Regions from separate parts of the Homo sapiens genome. Here region 2 is linked to region 1. The links are chromatin loops, found by intact Hi-C in ENCODE. Cell type or tissue: heart left ventricle. All regions are shown on one strand. Each heading gives the region's core, and the rest is flanking DNA. Links, peaks and the distances in the headings are about the cores only. Region 1 overlaps LINC02380 (long intergenic non-protein coding RNA 2380). Region 2 has its middle 450 kb from the start of LINC02380.

Evidence for each region. A loop is a pair of places that touch in the nucleus more often than their neighbours do. Peaks named below come from ENCODE experiments on the same cell type or tissue, not always from the same donor. Only the 100,000 strongest peaks of a DNase experiment are listed, where the experiment ranks them.
Region 2: it touches region 1 in a loop (5-fold over the local background); 2 of 110 quality-filtered maps call a loop at or near these places.

What each region holds. Positions count from the first base shown.
Region 1 is chr4:57,441,267-57,444,184 of GRCh38, reverse strand. All of the region lies in intron 4 of LINC02380 (long intergenic non-protein coding RNA 2380), which reads right to left. Among named protein-coding and RNA genes, the nearest start is that of LINC02380, 17 kb to the right of the region's middle. In heart left ventricle, for the core only: a CTCF peak has its summit at 1,244; a DNase peak (open chromatin) is centred at 1,254.
Region 2 is chr4:57,876,167-57,879,084 of GRCh38, reverse strand. No RefSeq gene overlaps it. Among named protein-coding and RNA genes, the nearest start is that of LINC02380, 450 kb to the right of the region's middle. In heart left ventricle, for the core only: no CTCF peak of the experiment used is centred there; no DNase peak of the experiment used is centred there; H3K27ac peaks cover 1,530 bases.

The sequences.
Region 1 (2,918 bases), core at 175-2,674:
AGGTAAACTTTCCTCTCTGCTTATAGAAAGGGAGCTCACTGCTGACTGTGGGGATAACAGAACATGGTGCTTAGAGACAGGGAGGAGAGCCAGACTTCCTGCGTTCCAAGCTCAGCCCAGCTCTGCTAATCACTAGTTACATGACCTGGAGCAAATTGTTTAACCTCTCTGAGTCTCAGTTTCTTGATCTTAAAATACAAGGCTTATAATATTACCTCCCTCAAAGGAGTGTTGAGAGGTGAGAATTGAATAAGGTAACATGAGTACAGCATGTAGGGCATGCTTGGCTTGGGATGTGCTGTGTCGGTGTTTATTTAGTAACAGTATTATCCAAGTGTGATGTTGGATGGAAGTCCTGTAGGATGAGAATAAGGGGAAATGCCAAGAGGGAAAACCAGCTAGTGAAGAATGTCCCTGTATTTCTGGCCACCGTGGGCCAGGCCTGGCGGGGAGCAGTAATTATTGTAATTAAAAGCAAGTTTCAGTGTCTCAGAGACCCAAGTAGGATGGAGCCACTTGTCATAGGTTTTGCCTTGTGAGAAGGCAACGCTGTAACAGGCCACAAAATTGCTCTAACCTTCCGTTCCTAAGTTGTCACATGCTGCCGGATCGATGCCTCCCTGGCACCTGCTATTGCCAGCAATTTCGGCGCTCTTTCAACAGTACCTCTCTGCTGCTGCACCCATGCCAAGAACAGCTCAAGGGGCTGATAAAGAGACCTAAGTGCTAGGGCCACACAACCCAGGCTGACAAGAGGGCAGGGGGAAGAGAGGCTGGGGGCAGGGGGGAAAGGGAAGTGAGAGAGATGGAAGCAAGGAAGCCAGTGGCTGCGGGAGTGCCCAATCTTGTTTTAATATCCTTCTGACCCCAGAAAGAGAAATGACAGTGGAAAGCTTGTTAACAGCAACAGGACACAGAGCCAACCCTTTCTTTTCTCTACTTTCCAGGAGGCCCAGGTGACACAATCGCCTGATTTGTGTTCTCTGTGCTCCCTGGTATTTGGCCTACAGGTCTCTGCATTTTCTCTCCAACCTTTTAAAGCATAATAACAGACCGTGCCTTTCTGAAGCATGTGTTAGAGACAAAGAACACAGGAATATGTCATTTTCTATAAAGGCCAGAAAGGGTGTTGTGACCAGCGAAGTGCTAAAATGACATTTGCACTTAGGTGACAAACAAGCCCATTCCATTCCAGGTAAAGACCAGAGCTTTTTCCAGCAACAGTAAAACACAAGAAAGTAAAGGCTGCCCTCGTCAGGGTGCTCTGGGGATGACAACTGCTGCTTCAGAAGGCAGCAAGTTGCACTCTGGAGACAGACCTTGGATGAAAGATCAGGAATGAAAAGCCACATCTGCTTTCAGGTGGACGCTGCCTAAGGTCTTGTCCTTGAGCAATATTCTCCCAGGCACCAGTGCATTAGGAAAGAAGCAACAAACCAGGAGAGAGTCTTGTTTAAGCTGCCTGCTCACATAAGCAAAGTCTTTGAAATATGACTTTAAATAAACTGAACTTGAGAAACAAGATTTCTAATACTACAAGAATCTGTGAATAGGTGCATTAGACTGATACAAACTGTTAGCTGAATCCAATGCGTTTTTGGATGAGGGAGACAAGCAGCCATTCTCCACACAGCTAAAGAAGAAAAAATATGAAAGTGGCAGTTGAGAGGCGTAGGAACAGGAACACTCCTGGCTCCATCACAAGATTTGCTGCCTGAAATTGGGCAAGGTACTCGCCTGCTGTTGGACTCAGTTTCTTCATCCGTAAAATCAGGTGCCTGGCTGAAGGATGCCTGAGATTCCTTCCAGCCAAGACATGTTATGATCCATGACCTTCATTTTGTACTCTCAGCCAGCAGTATAAGTGCTCCAAAAGAAATAAATGGAGCAAAGAAAAGAATAAAATAAAATAAGAACGTCACGCCAGCCCATCCGTTTTCTACAACCTGTGGGCTCACCCCAATTGAGGGTCCTTGGAGTTAGGGCAAAAGGGTCTACAGTCCTGCCTCACACTTCTAATTGCTGGTATGATTCTTCTTTAATTCGACATACTGAAGTCATGGAATCTTTTTGCATTTTCTTACTTAACAGATAACAGAAACGTGATTGTTAGCAGAAGACAAGTTTTTATTTTTTAAGAAAGATCCTCTACTAAAAGGGTTTAAAATCTTATAGTTCAAGGCTTAATCACAAAATTCCCTAGAAATAAAGCTCTCACATGAAAGCTTTGTACACACACACAGACACACACACCTACTCCATCTGAAATTCAGTACTAAAAGCAATCAGCAATTAAACATAGAACAAAGAGCCCCTACAATGAGCTGCAGTCAGTGACAAGCCAGCTGAATCTTTGGGACATTTCTAATTGGTGAGGAGGAAAATCCATAAGTGCAATAAGCCACTATCGGTGAATAAGCTCATGAGCTACTGAAGGCTGATTTAGGAGTTGTCATTTTGAAGTCTATTTCCTTACCTGGGCCCCACACAATGCCCTCCTCTCCCTCACACATCTCTAACGTGCGTGAAATACGTATTTTTAAAAAGCCAAGTTTTCTTATTTTAATCTGCCAGCCCATAATATGGTTCAGTCAACCCTAAGGCTCTTTTCTTGGCTTTTGCTCTGAGGAGTTGCCAGGAAGGAGAATCACAGCTCCAGACTACTTCTCCTTTACGAAAAAATTGAGGCAGTGGCTGGGCATGGTGGCTTATGCCTGTAATCCCAGCACTTTGGGAGCCGAAGCAGGTTGATCACCTGAGGTCAGGAGTTCTAGACCAGCCTGGCCAACATGGCAAAACCCTGTCTCGACTAAAAATACGAATTTTAGCCGGGTGTGGTGGTGGGCACCCGTAATCCCAGCTACTCAGGAGGCAGAAGAATTGCTTGAACCCGGGAGGCAGAGGTTGTAGTGGGACAA
Region 2 (2,918 bases), core at 154-2,653, 430 kb before region 1:
CTTTATACTGGTGCTTTGAGTACATCACAAGAAGTTCCCAGAGGCATAGTCAACAGGACAATTATTTTGTAACCAAGGGTTACAGATTATCAGAACTTTTTAAGGCAGATGACTGAAGAAGTTTTTTTTCAGGGCAAAATTCTTATCAACATTTATTCTTTTGGTACCGTTTATTTCCATTTGTTTTAAAAACACTCTATATAAAGAAAAATCATCCACATAGTTACCAGCTCTCTTTTAGAGCATTGACCAAAAAAATGTAATATGTATATACACACCACATAAGAATTATTGCCTTTTTCTTATCATGAAACTGACATTGCCTCTGCTTTATTCGAAACACTGTCCAACGGACTCCCTTCCTGGGGCTGATGGTAACCAAACAGGCTTCATACGCTCTTTTACCTTATCCTGAAAAACCTTACCATAATCCTCTCTGAGTGGTTACCTTAACCCGTCTCTTTCATAATTTTATTACTATTACACTCCTTCCCCATGCTCCTCCCAATCATACATCCCTAAATTGTTTCAGAAGCTTCCTGGTTCCTTACTACTTCTTGTAAGAGAATGGACTGTCCCTCACTCTTAAATATGTCAGCTGATAGTTACTAGAAAATCCAGGAAGCCTGTCTGTAAAAGATGTTTTCATCCCAAATCCCTCTTATTGCCCAGTCCCAGACTTTTTCCCTTTTGGCCCTCCATTTAGCTCATTCTTATAAGTGTTTACACTTAATCCAGAGTCATATAGTCTCCATAACATTATAATATTTCTGCATAATGAATTACACTTATTTAACAAACACTAATGGTGGTCACTATGTGATAGGCTTTGTTTCCAAGTGATTTCCAAGGATGAATTGTGTAAAGCTCACAAAGAATATATAAGAAAGGTGTTATTTCTATCCCCATTTTACAGCTGGGAAAACTGAAGCTTGGTGAGTGTAGGTAATTTACCCAAATTATAACTAATAAGCAGCAAAGCCGTAGTCAAACCTGAGAAACCTGGGTACAAAGACCAAGCTCTTGTTCTCCACACGGTGCTTTCTTCCACGACTTCGAAAAGAAATAGAGAAAAAAAAAATTCAACTGCAAGAAATGACAAAAACGGAAAGACAGATGAAGAAACAGACCTGCAAAGATGAACAACAGCACAGAATGACAGTAATCAGAGAAAAAAAAGAGGAAGACAGGGACAGAGAATGATAGACAGAAATATGTGCTTTCACAAAGACAGAAGCAGAAAAAATAATAGTCAGAAAAGACAGCAGCACAGAGGCCAAAACATTCAGGTTTAAAAATATAGTTTATTAAATATCTTGCTATCTGTGAGGCATACAGTTATTTTTCTTTCTGAACTGCAAGTTATTAGGAGTTAAAGTTGAAATATTTTAAACACACATAAAGAAGTTTGCATTTAGACACAAATGATCTACATGTAAGAATGCTGAGGAATAATTTAAAAGGGAATGTGGAGAAAGCCTGTTAAAATGAGTAGCTTGGCAACGGTAGAGGGCTAGTGACACATTTAGGAAATAATTGGCAATATTGGTTGTTTTTAAGGAGACCCTAGAATTTAGAATGCTAAAGAAATATTGTTTTTTAAAGATATTGGTGGCATGTATGCTAACAAGACTTGGAAAGAGATATGCCTCTGAACTGGGTGAGCTGCAGTCTCTAAATTGCCTGCACAAGAGTCATCCTGGTGACATGCTCAGCGTGCTAATTTTATACCAGAAAAATGTACAGACTTCTTTCAGGTCACAGGGACTGCTGGAAACTTAGGAAGGAGTAGACTTGTAAAAAGCCTAACAGCAAAGTATGTACTGAAAAATTGCCCTGCTTTCCTCTTCGCATTTATAAACTCTGTTGGAGGACGGTCTCCATGTGTTGGAGCATTATCTCCATTTTTTCCACATGCTTTCTCCCTGAAGTGGGAACTTAACTACAGTGAAGTATCAATGTCACCAAGCTGGCAGCCTGTGCTTGTCAGATGTGGTTTTTGTTCTGCACATGGCACAGAAGGAATGGCTAGACATTACTACCCAATTCCCAAAAGTCTCTGAGGAGCTGTTAAGCACCTCCATAATAAAAAGCTTTGTTTTGTAGTTACTTAAGTTCATTCATTCATTCATTCATTCATTCATTTGAACAAGGGACAAATGATTTTCTTCACAATTTTATTGAAGTATAATTGAAGTACAGCAAACCACACAGAGTTGATCGTTTTTATTTGTGAATCCTGTATTTGTAAATTCACCTACTTGATAACATCATGGCACTTTTGTAGTCATCTGAAGATGCGTGGAGTGGTGAAAAATTTGAAAAAAATTTCTCTTTCATGTTTCAGCTCTCAAATTGTAAACAAGTACCCTGTTTTTGGTTGTCCTTTCAGTGACACCAAAAAAATGTGTCCTTTCAGTTGTCCACATTTTTGTGCTTTTTGTTGGTGATTTTGCAGTTTAAAATTGGTCTCTCGAACCTACCACTAAAGTGCTGTCTGATGTTCCTAAATGCAGGAAGTCTGTGATGTGTTTTATAGAGAAAATATGTCATTTGGATAAGCTTCCTTTAGGCATGAGTTCTAGTGCTTTCCACTGGGAGCTCAATATTAATATGTTACAACCAGAAAAGGAAGAAAAAATTTGCCAATCTGTATCTGAGGCTGTTCCAGAAAGTGTTAAAGTAATATTTATAAATGAAGCCATGGAAAACAAAGAAAAGTTAAATTTGTGAATTAATGAGATGATAGCTTATTTTTTCAATTAAAAAAAAAGCATACTGGATAGCATTGTTGTGAGACTGAAAGTCCAAGACATTTATGGCTGTGTTACCCAAGGTCAGGAAAATGTTAAAACCTCCTTGGCTAGTACTGGCCAGCTTGTGTCTTTCTAATGGTGATATCACATAAAAAATGTTAG